2 separate regions of the Homo sapiens genome follow, and region 1 is linked to region 2. The links are chromatin contacts, found by Hi-C or POLR2A ChIA-PET in ENCODE. All regions are on one chromosome and are shown on one strand. Each heading gives the region's core, a stretch centred on a gene start or an enhancer-like site at or near the end of the contact. The rest is flanking DNA. Distances are from core to core; before and after follow the strand shown. Region 1 overlaps TM9SF4 (transmembrane 9 superfamily member 4). Region 2 overlaps CCM2L (CCM2 like scaffold protein).

The links. Hi-C counts contacts between places; a loop is a spot of excess contacts on that map. ChIA-PET counts read pairs that join two places held with the same protein, here RNA polymerase II (POLR2A). Pooled maps may share reads with other maps.
Region 1: a loop to region 2 is called in a pooled map, with 2.6 times the contacts of the local background. The contact joins two enhancer-like sites. A Hi-C loop is called at or near these places in 1 of 50 pooled maps. POLR2A ChIA-PET finds 5 or more read pairs at or near these places in 2 of 52 experiments (OCI-LY7 and WTC11).

What each region holds. Positions count from the first base shown.
Region 1 is chr20:32,153,890-32,159,424 of GRCh38, reverse strand. It overlaps TM9SF4 (transmembrane 9 superfamily member 4), which reads right to left. Exons shown (of 18, transcript NM_014742.4): 13 at 4,239-4,322; 14 at 1,456-1,631; 15 at 911-974. Among named protein-coding and RNA genes, the nearest start is that of TM9SF4, 47 kb to the right of the region's middle. RefSeq lists an enhancer at 1-31. Within about 2 kb of position 4,109, at least 20 of the 41 ENCODE cell types and tissues checked have a DNase peak (open chromatin) inside an H3K27ac peak, as active enhancers do.
Region 2 is chr20:32,017,028-32,022,646 of GRCh38, reverse strand. It overlaps CCM2L (CCM2 like scaffold protein), which reads right to left. Exons shown (of 10, transcript NM_001365692.1): 3 at 4,764-4,847; 4 at 4,485-4,668; 5 at 3,238-3,704. Among named protein-coding and RNA genes, the nearest start is that of CCM2L, 9.4 kb to the right of the region's middle. RefSeq lists a silencer at 3,758-3,887. Within about 2 kb of position 4,211, at least 7 of the 41 ENCODE cell types and tissues checked have a DNase peak (open chromatin) inside an H3K27ac peak, as active enhancers do.

The DNA.
Region 1 (5,535 bases), core at 2,860-5,359, 140 kb before region 2:
TACTCTGGAATAGCAGATACATGTCCGGTACTGACTTGGTACAAGGTACCATCTGTGCTGGGCCCCGAGCTGGGTCAGCCACACTTACATGCCTCTGAAGGGCCTTCCTACCAACTTTCATCTTGGCACTCTTTGGGAGGAGTCATCATCACCATTACAACAGCATTTCCTGAAGTCAAGCATTTTTACAATGACTTATTCCAACTTCACAATGACCCTGACAAGCAGGAATCATTCTGTCCACCCTCCCAGGAGCTGTGAGTAACACAGAGAGGTAAAGATGTGCAAGGACCCAGAAATGAAACCAGGTGCAACGATGCTATTAGTCATGGTGGGGAATGACTGAAGTATCACTGAGGCAGCTTCTATTTACCAAGTCCCCCTTTCCACACACCAGGCTCCCCACACACCACATATCTCATTTAAATTTTTTTTTTTTTTTTTAGATGGAGTCTCTCTCTGTCACCCAGGCTGGAGTGCAGTGGCGCGATCTTGGCTCACTGCAACCTCCACCTCCCAGGTTCAAGTGATTCTCCTGCCTCAGCCTCCCATGTAGCTGGGACTACAGGCGTGTGCCACCATGCCCGGCTAATTTTTGTATTTTCTAGTAGAGACAGGGTTTCACCATATTGGACAGGCTGGTCTCGAACTCCTGACCTTGTGATCCACCCACCTCGGCCTCCCAAAGTGCTGAAATTACAGGTGTGAGCCACCGCGCCCAGCCTCATTTCACTTTCAATGCTGCCCTGAGAGGGAAGGCTGTTGTCCAATTTCAGGGTGAAGAATGGGGCTCCGAGAGGTGAAGTGGCCCATCTGAACTTTCTCAGGCAGTAGGCAGCAGAGCACCCGAGTGGAGTGGGAGTGACCCGGCTAGCATGGGTGGAGGGGTGGGGGAGGCACCAGTACTCACACTGAAGATGAAGAAGAGCTCGATGAACATGGCGCCGAAGGGCAAGATCCCAGCCATGAGGATGCTGCCACAGAACGAGAGGTTGACATTGTTAGAGACCAGGCCACCAGGAAGCCCCAAGCTCCTTCCCAAGCTGGCATGAAGAGAGAGCACCTACACGAGTGTGGTGGTGCTAATTCTTCTGGCATATTTCTGTACTATTATAATCTCTTGAGAGGTAGGCAGGGTGGGCATTATTCTCCTCATTTTATAGATGGGCAACTGGGGTGCAGAGAGGTGGGGTGACTTGCCCAAGGTCCAAGTGATGGTCTTAACCTGTCTCACTATACCCTTCCATCCTTCCCCTTCCTTGTCCTGGTTCCTAGGATGACACCAAGTCTGCCTACAACCTGGTCACCTTGATCTTGGAGTGAAGTTAAGCTTTCATAAACTCTATTAGAGCCGGCTGAAGCGGCAGGAACTCTGGTTGCCGCACCCTTCTGGTGGCGGAGGGGGGCGTACCCTCTTCCACGTTCCCCTGCTCTTGCCTCTGCTGGAGGACTCACCCCACAAATCGGTTCATGTACCACCGCTGCTCGGGGATCTGCCGGGGAATCTGGTTGGTGCGCACAGGGTTGTCATATGGCTGCTTTCGGAAGCCGAAGTAGTAGCCCAAGTAGACGAGGGGCAGGGAGATCCCGAACCACATGCACAGCAGAGCCACCATGGTGGGAAAGGGCACCTGTAGACATGGCACCATGAGGCCCCCACGAGGCCCTGATGCCCGGGATGGGGGCTGCGCAAGGGGGAGGGGACCTTCTGGGCTCCACAGAAGGAGAGGCGACTTGTGCAGCAGAAGCACACTCCCTGCCCCCACCACAGGGCTCCTGGCCAGAATCTCTTGAGGCTGACCCCAGCCCTGATCTGGACTCCCAGTGAAGAAGGCACCTCAGCATCCCAGAGGAGCTCACCATCCAGGGAGGAAGTAGGGGAGGAACAGGAAGGAGTGGACTGAGAACGTGAAGAGATGAAGAGGTCAAAATGAAGAGATTACATGTGGCACATTATGTGAAGAAAAGAAGGGAAAAAACAACACTGTACAAAGTGCTCCCAATCTTGTCAGAATAAAACTACATGATATACTATTAAGTGTAAAAAGGAGGCTATAAACTATGTGTATAGAAGGATTCCATTTTAATAAAAACACAACATAGTCGGTCCTCTGTATCCATGGGTTCTGCATCTGTGGATTTAATCAACTGCAAACAGAAAATGTTCAGGAAGGCCGGGAGCAGTGGCTCATGCCTGTAATACCAGCAGTTTGGGAGGCTGAGGTGGGCAGATCACTTGAGGTCAGGAGTTCAAGATCAGCCTGGCCAACATGGTAAAACCCAGTCTCTACTAAAATTACAAAAAAAAAATTAGCCGGGCACTGTGGGGGGCACCTGTAATCCCAGTTACTTGGGAGGCTGAGGCAGGAGAATCATTTGAACCTGGGAGGTGGAGGTTGCAGTGAACTGAGACCTTGCCACTCCACTCCAGCCTGGGTGACAGAGTGAGAGAGTGAGACTTCGTCTCAAAAAAAAAAAAAAAGAAAATGTCCAGGAAAAAAAAAAATACAATAAAATAAGCTGGGTACAGTGGCTCACGCCTGTAATCCCAGCACTTTGGGAGGCCTAGGTGGGCAGATCACTTGAGCCCAGGAGTTTGAGACCAGCCTAGGCAACACAGTGAGACTGTATCTCTACAATTTTTTTTTTTAATTGCCGAGTGTGGTGGTGACACCTGTAGTCCCAGCTACTCAGTGGGGCTGAGGTGGGAGGACCACTTGAGCCCGGGAGGCAGAGGTTGCAGTGAGCTGAGACCACAGCACTGCACTCCAGCCTGAGCAACAGAGTGAGACCCTGTCTCAAAACAAACAAACAAAAAATACAACAATACAAATTAAAAAACAATATAGTATAACAACTATTTACATAGCATTTACATTGTATTAGGTATTTTAAGTAATCTAGAGAAGAGTCAGAATATACAGGATGTGTGTACGTAAACACTATGCCACTTTATATATGGGACTCGAGCATCCTTGAATTTTGGTATCTTCAGGGGTCCTGGAACCAATCCCCTATGAATACCAAGGGACAACTGTATCTATTTATATTTGTGCCTGGAAAGGCCTATACCAAAGAGCTAACAATACTTCCTTAGATGGGATATGGGGGATTAGAACTGATTTTTCATTTTCTTCTTTATCCTCTTCTCTACACTTACTTTTTACAAGAATCACATAAAAAGAAATATATATATAAAGTGTTTAGAACAGTATTACTACAAAGCAAGCATCATATAAATGTTTGCTGTTATTTTATAAATTTTAAATTATGTAATTCTTTTGTAAGTATATCTATAAAAAGGAAAAAAGACAACATATATTAAAGACCTACATTGTATTTATCTCTGGGTGAGCAGATTTGGGGTTATTTTAAATTTCTTCTTTAACTTCTCTGCACTTTCCAAAATTTCTACAGTGAATGTTTATAATGAGCAGCTGGTAACTGGGAGGAAAATGCTCAAAGGGAGAAGGAACACAGGGATAAAAAAGGTGAAGTGAGAGGAAGGGCATGACTGTGTCTTGAGGGTGGCTTCCTAAGTTGCTGGGAAAGAAACCCCTCCTCTGTAAGCCTGGACGTGAAGCCTCATGCAAGGACCTTTACCGCCACCCCCAGGTGGAGGGCAGAGGGCTCTACGTGCTAAGGCTAGGATAGCAAAATGCCTGCCACATCTCAACTGCAGTCCTGCTAATTGACCAAGACCCCACTCCCCCTCCCCACAACTGAGTTCAAAATCCTCCTCAGTGAGTCTTGGACAGCTGCTAGTAACACACTGGACTGGGGCTGGCAGGATTCCCAGCTCTAAGGGTAATACAACCTGATCCTTCCTTTCCTCTCTCCTCCACCTGCAGGGGCTGGTGCTGAGGGGCAGGGACACTGAGGAGGACAGGCTTGCTTTGGGATAATGACCTAATAAACTCACACTGGGCAGCTCACTCTTGGTTAAGACAAAGGGAAATTCCCCAGTTGGCCGCTGGACTGTGGAAACCTCCCTTTAGAGAAGTGGGCTTGGGTCAGTTGACTGAAAGATCTCACAGGAAGGCCAGGGCCAGGGCATGACACACCAAGGGCAGGGCTGGGGAAACCCCAGCTGGCCCTCTGCCCTCATGGCTGGGAACGTAACTCTGGGGACTCAGAAAAGGGAAGGGAATGGCAGGAAGTGGCTTTTGGGAGTAGGGCTGAGTGCAACTGGTCCTCGCTTGCTGGGGAGGGGCTGGAAGGGTAGGGGAGGCACTTACCGCTCCTGATGAGTGCTTTCCCCAAATGAAGCAATTCAATACGAAGCAGATGCCAAAAACCACACCAGGGTACAGAGTTGCCGTCTGGAGCAAGAGGGGCCGGGTTGAGGAGCAGCATCCAGGGACCTCCCCTACCTGTCCCGGTGGGGCCCCCAGACCAGAAGCTCTTAAGCCCTCCTTGTCTTTCAGACTCTGCTCAAGCATCATTCCTTCCAGAAAGTATTCCCTGACCCTCAGACTGAGCAGGACTCTGTTCTATGCCCTCTCAGGTCCCTAATACTGCCCCTTCTTGCTCTCATCCCAGTTCGTAATTACATATTTTGGCTACCTGATCAATATCCGCCTATCCCCAAAAGACTGTGAGCTCCTTGGGAGGAGTGTGTCTACCTTGTTCTCTGATGTACTCTCATCACTGAGAACACGGTAACTACTCTGGCCAGGCGTGGTGGCTCATGCCTGCAATCCCAGCACTTTGGGAGGCCGAGGTAGGTGGATCACCTGAGGTCAGGAGTTTGAGACCAGCCTGGCCCACATGGCGAAACTCCGTCTCTACTAAAAATACAAAAAATAGCCGGTGTGGTGGCTCATGCCTGTAGTCTCAGCTACTCGGGAGGCTGAGGCTGGAGAATTGCTTGAACCCGGGAGGCAAAGGTTGCAGTGAGCAGAGATCGTGCCACTGCACTCCAGCCTGCGCGACAGAGCGAGATTCCGTCTCAAAAAAAAGAAAAAAAGAACACGTTAACTACCCAATATATACATATGTAAAAAAATTTTTTTTTTGAGGGGGAGAAAAATTACCTCCAGAATCGCTTGAGCTCAGGTGTTTGAGACCAGCCTGGGCAACATGGTGAAACCCTGTCTTTACAAAAAATTAGCCAGGCGTGGTAGTACGCACCTGTGGTCCCAGCTACTTGGGAGGCTGAAACAGATGGATTGCTTGAGCCCGGGAGGCAGAGGTTGCAGTGAGCCGAGTCATGCCACTGCACTCCAGCCTGGGTAATAGAGCAAGACTCTGTCTCACACACACACAAAAACCCTAAAAAACAACTTTAACAAAACACGTATGTCTGGGCCCCAACCCAAACTGCCTAGAAGGATGGTGAAGCTCTGAGTCTTGGGGTGGCAGATGCTGGGTTCCTATGTACCTTGTCTCACCTAATCCTCACGCAAGTCTGGAAGGAAAGTCTACCATTATTCCTTTTAATGAGGACACTGAGGCCTGGCGATGTTAAAGACAACCCCTCACCACCTCCACGTCACCCAGCCTCCTGAAGGTACAGCAGAGGTATAAACGCAG
Region 2 (5,619 bases), core at 2,962-5,461:
GAGGAGAGAGAGCTCAGGTCCTCACCAATGACCAAGATGTTACCCTGCTTCCTAAAACAGTGTGTGAAGATGCGCACAAAGATACACACCTATAGAGCCCTTTAAATTGGCTTTCAAGAATTTTTCCATCAAAATTCGATGGCTACTCTCTGGATCTTAGAACCCCTTTATAGAATTCAGTGACAACTCTAACTCTTGTGCCATGAAAAATGTACCCCAGATTTGTGGAGGATTCATCAGCCTTCCTGATGCCCTTCTAAGATAAGTCCTAATTTAGTTTAATGTATAGATATGGAAACGGAGGCCCAGTGAGGGGAAGTGATTAGTCAGGATTAGAATCCAGTTCTCCTAACACCTAGTAGGAGAAGGGATGATTAAATGTATCAAAATTTTAGGCTCAATATAGTTACTAATACTGGAAGCCATATTTAGATATGAGCTTCCTAGCATTCAGTGTGAAAATGGAAACAGGATAAATAAAATTCAATCTCTGATAGAAGGAAGGAGTTTAAGTTCTTGGGTAAAACTTTTTTGAGACTACAAATGTGAATAGGTATTTAGTTCTTGAATTTACCTCTTTATGCCTTAAGCAAGACACACAGAAAACCAGTAATTGATGAAGACACTGTCTTCATGAACCTTTTCTCTATGTTGTGTCTGTAAAAAGGCCCAAGACAATGGATGGTTGGATACAAAAAATAAAAATAAAAAAGCCCAAAGAATAAATTAAAACGTAACCCAGGATAGGCATTTGGGGATAGTAGGTGTGTCCTAATAATTAAACCAGGTGATCCTTACCATAGACCTACAAAATGGACAGACAAAGATGCTGAGACTTAGAGTGGTTAAGTGCCTTGCCTAGGCTCACACAGCAGGTTCATGGCATTAGTACCAGCACCCAGGTTGTTTTTTACTCTAACTCCTATATCCTTCTTAGGACCAGGATGACTCAGATAAGAAGCCAGATGCTCAGACAACCCTGGAAAGCAACTTTTTTTTTTTGAGATAGAGTCACACTCCGGTCGCCCAGTGGCACAATCATGGCTCACTGCAGCCTCAACCTCCTGAGCTCAGGTGATCCTCCCACCTCAGCCTCCTGAGTAGCTGCATGACAGGCACACACCACCACGCCCAGATAATTTTTTGTATTTTTAGTAGAGACGGTGTTTTGCCATGTTGCCCAGGCTGGTCTGGAACTCCTGGGCTCTAGTGATCTCCCTGCCTCAGCCTCCCAAAGTGTTGGGATTACACTTATTTACTCACTCCACAAATTCCAACTTAGTCCTATTATGTGGCCGACACTGGGCCAGGTTCAGTACCGCAAAGCCCTCACAGTCCAGTGGGATGACTGTTAGCTTTGTCTGGAATCCTATTTCCAGCCACAGAGGAAGTGGGCATGGTGGCTGGAGTACAAATGGCCTTGTAAGCAATTGTAAGGATGTTAGCTTTTACTTGGAGTGAAATGGGAAGCCACTGGAAGATGTGGAGTAGTGACATGATGTGGCTTTCATGTTAACGGGACCACTCTGACTGTGTGGGGAAAGAGACTGTCAGCAAGGGCTGAACCAGTCAGAGGATGACCACATGATTCAGGTGAGAGAAAATGGGGCATGGACCTGGGTGGGTACAGGGGGAGGGTGGGGAGAAGTAAATGGATTTTGATGTTTTTTTGTTTTGTTTTGAGACGGAGTCTTGCTCTATTGCTCAGGCTGGAGTGCAGTGGTGCGGTCTACCTCCTGGGTTCAAGGGATTCTCGTGCTTCAGCCTCCCAAGTAGCTGAGATTACAGGCACCCGCCGCTATGCCTGGCTAATTTTTGTATTTTTCGTAGAGACGGGTTTCACCATGTTGGCCAGGCTGGTCTTAACTCCTCAACTCAGGTGATCCACCCGCCTCAGCCTCCCAAAGTGCTGGGATTACAGGCTTGGTTATGTTTTAAAAATAAGAGCCAACAGGATTTATTGACAGAGTGGATATGGGGTGTGTGTGAGAAAGAGAGAGCGTGAGAGCCAGCCAAGGCCCACAGCAAGGTTTTGGCCTGACCAATGTAAGGACACAGCTGCTATTAATTGTGACAGGGAAACCAAGGGAGTGGCAGGTTTTGGGGGAGGAGGTTGGAGCTCAGTTTTGGATGTGTTGGGTTTGAAACAGTCGTTAGATCTTCAGATGCAGATCACCTAGAAATGGGTAGATGAAGGATAGATGGAGGAGAGAAGAAGATCAAGGACAAAGTCTGGGGCACTCCAACTTCTGAAGAAGAGGAGGAACCAGCTTGGTAGGAGAAAAGCCTGGAAAAGGTGGAGAGCTGGAAGCCAAGTGAGGAAGTGTTTCAAGGGGAGAGAGACAGCTGTGGTGTCTGAGTTTACTGGTTATTATCTGCCTCACCATCTAGACAGGAACTATGTCTGTTTCATTCACCACTGTTTTTATACGGAGGGATCTGGTGGTCCAAGATCAGAGGAAAAGCTTAGAATGCTCAGAACTTGAAGGTGTCTGCTCGCCTGTGAGCTCCCTAAGGGTGGACACCAGATGTCTTTTTCACGTCTGTATCCATAGCACCTAGCCCATTGCCTAGCCCAGAGCTGGCACTCAAGAAACATGGTCGGGTGAATAAAAGCAAGGGTGAATGAAGAGGATGGGGGAGGCAGAGGGGAAGACGGAGGGGGAAGGAAGAATGGCAGGAAGGCTTCTCTCTTGGGTGGCCATCTTAGTTACCAAGAGTACTGGCTCTGAACTTACTGGATTTGAATCTTAAAACCACCACGTGCTTCCTGTGTGACCTTGCCTATGTTACTTCACCTATGGATCTCGGTTTCCTTTTCTATAGAATGGGAATACAGTAGTTGTAATATTTGCCTCCAGAGGTTGCTGTGAGAATTAAATGAGTTGATGCAGCCCTGTGTCTGGCATGAGCTGGCCCTAGATTCACGCTGGTGATTAGTGTCCTCGTGAATGTTACTGTGGTGGGGCCAACACTGACAACGTTGGAGAAGGAACGGGCTGGAGGTTAGATCTAGTTTGTTTTGGCCATTTTGAGAGTTCATCCCATTGAGGGAGTCAAGGGGAGATGCCCTGGAGGTGTCCAGGTCCGGAGTTTAGGAGCCATTAGGTGGGGCAGGTGCAGGGAGAAGGCAGGGGCAGATCCTAGGAACCTGGTGGGTGGGGCGGGGGCAAGGTGGGGGCGGGGAAGCAGCGTTCCCGAAGCCGGGCTTTGGGAGCAGGCTGCCCTCGGGCTCACCCTGTTGGCTACAGCCAGGATGACCAGGTTGCAGTAGGCGTCGGGGCTGGGGTCCTGCGGGTCGAGCGGGTTGGGGCCGGGGTGGCGCCGCTCCCAGCTGCCTCCCCCGCCGCTGCCCGCCTGCCTCCGCTCCCAGCTACCGCCCGGCTTTCCCGCGCCGCCGCCGCCGCCGCCGCCTCCGTGCCGCCGCTCCCAGCTGCCGCTGAACGTCTGCCGTCGCTCCCAGCTGCCCGACGCCCGCGCCCCGGCGCGCTGGCGCTCCAAGCTGCCGCCGCCGCCTCCCCCGGCCCGGGCCTCCGCGGCGCCCCCACCCCACCCCATCCGCCAGTCCAGGCTGCAGATGGTGTGGCGCCGCTCCGCGGTGCCCACCCGCCGCTTCTCGGGCGCCCCGCCTGGCGGGCCGGGGTCGCGTCCTGCGCCGCCTGGGCTGGCATCCACGCCGGCCGGCACCGGGTCCACACCCAGACCTAGGAGAGTCCGGGGGACCGTCAGCCGCGGGGATCGGGACTCAGAGACCCCCCCGCCCCGCCGAGGCCGGCTGGCCACCTGACCTCGCGGCTCTGGGGTTCCACCGCCGCCTCGCCCCCGGCTTTAAAGTAGCGCGGCGGTTCCCCGCCCACTCCGCTTCCACACTTTCGGGCCCGCCCCCGGCCTCAGTCTCCACCCCTGGCCTCTCGGTGGTCTGGCCAGGTGGCTTCCACGCTCCCCACGACGCCTGCGCCCCTGGCCTCAGACCTGCCCTCTGAACAGAGGGTGGTGGTCAGGCTGTCCCCTCCCAAGGGAGCCTTAACTGGGGACCCAGTCCCGGGTTTCAGGGACCGCCCCCTTGGATTCTGACTTCCCGCCTCTCCTCAGCCCCGCCCCTGGAATCAGGCCCCGCCCCCAGCCCAAGGGTCCACTCTAGCCTCAGAGCCGGGTGGTAACTGCGGATCCAGCCCTGGCCTAGGTCTTGGGCTTCTCCACCCTCTTAGTGCTCCACCACCTGGCCTCAGTGTAGTGGCTCAGGCCACCCACCTTCATCCTCAACCTCAGGCCCTGTCTGCTTTCCCAGAGCCTCTTCGGCCTGCCCCTAGTCTCAGGGTAGTATGGTCAGACCTTTTCCATCTCCTCTGCCCCCGCCGCAGGTCCCTCTCCTTCTCCATCCGCACACCTCCGGCCCCTGCCCCTGCCCCTGCCCCGCCCCCGCCCCCGCCCCTCCCCCGCCCCCGCCCCCGCCCCTCCCCCGCCCCCGCCCCCTCCCGCCGCACCGGTCTTGAGCACTAGCAGGTGCAGCGCGTCGTCCTGCAGGTAGGAGGCGGCGGCGATCTCGTGCGTAGGGATTCGCAGAATGAGCTCTTCATTGTCGCGCCAGGTGAGCAGCAGGCAGCGGGCAGACAGGCTCAGGATGCTGTCCTGCTCCGCCGTGGTCTTCAGCGGCAGCTCCTTCAGCTGCTGCAGGGAGGGGCAGATCTCGAGTTCCCGAGGTCCGCAGGTAGAAGAGGGAGAAGGGAGCGAGATCCTGCCCTCCTCCCTCCCCAGAGTCTCACCCTGGCGGTGTCTAGCAGCTGCAGGAGCTCGTCCCGACTGGAGGGGTTCAGTGAGGAAGTCACCCAGGTAAGGTGGCCCAGGAACTGGATGGAAATCGGGGTGAGAGAAGGACACAGAGATGTCACCCTGAAACCTTGAAGAACCCTGGCCTTCTCATTGATGCAGTGCGGATAGATTGAGATAGAAATACATGAATTAATATACCTGATAATAACTTTTACTGAGCCCTTAATAGAAGCTAGGCAAAGTTCTGAGCGCTCTCTATATATTCACTCATTCACCCTTGCTTTAAGGATGAGAAAAACCAAGGCAGGGTGTGGCTAACTAAAGAACTTGCCCAGGATTAGATAGCTAGAGAGGATCAAACTGGGATCCACATGCCAGAGCCCACACTCTCAACTGCTGGCTTATATTGCCTTAACACATAGTCATCTAGCTATAAGATTCCATAGGGAAGCAAAAGTTATTATAACAGCTTGAAAGAACTGACCACCTGTAAATTTCCTCTGGCCTGAGTGGCTCTCTCTACCCCAAGCATCATTGTCAAAGGAATTGCAAATCACTTGCCTTCCTTATGGTCTTGTTGCAGAAGTCAAATGGAAAGGGAAGAATGTTGGATCAAATTAGTATACCATTTTGTCAGGAAAAATGATGCACTAAATCAACAAATTTTTCCTTTACTCTTATATCCTAATGTTAGCACTTAAATGTTACTCAATATAATAGTTAACTTTTTTTTGAGATAGTCTCAGTGTCACTCAGGCTGGGGTTCAATGGCAAGATATCAGCTCACTGCAAGCTCTGCCTCCCGGGTTCAAGCGATTCTCCTGCCTCAGCCTCCTGAGTAGCTGGGAT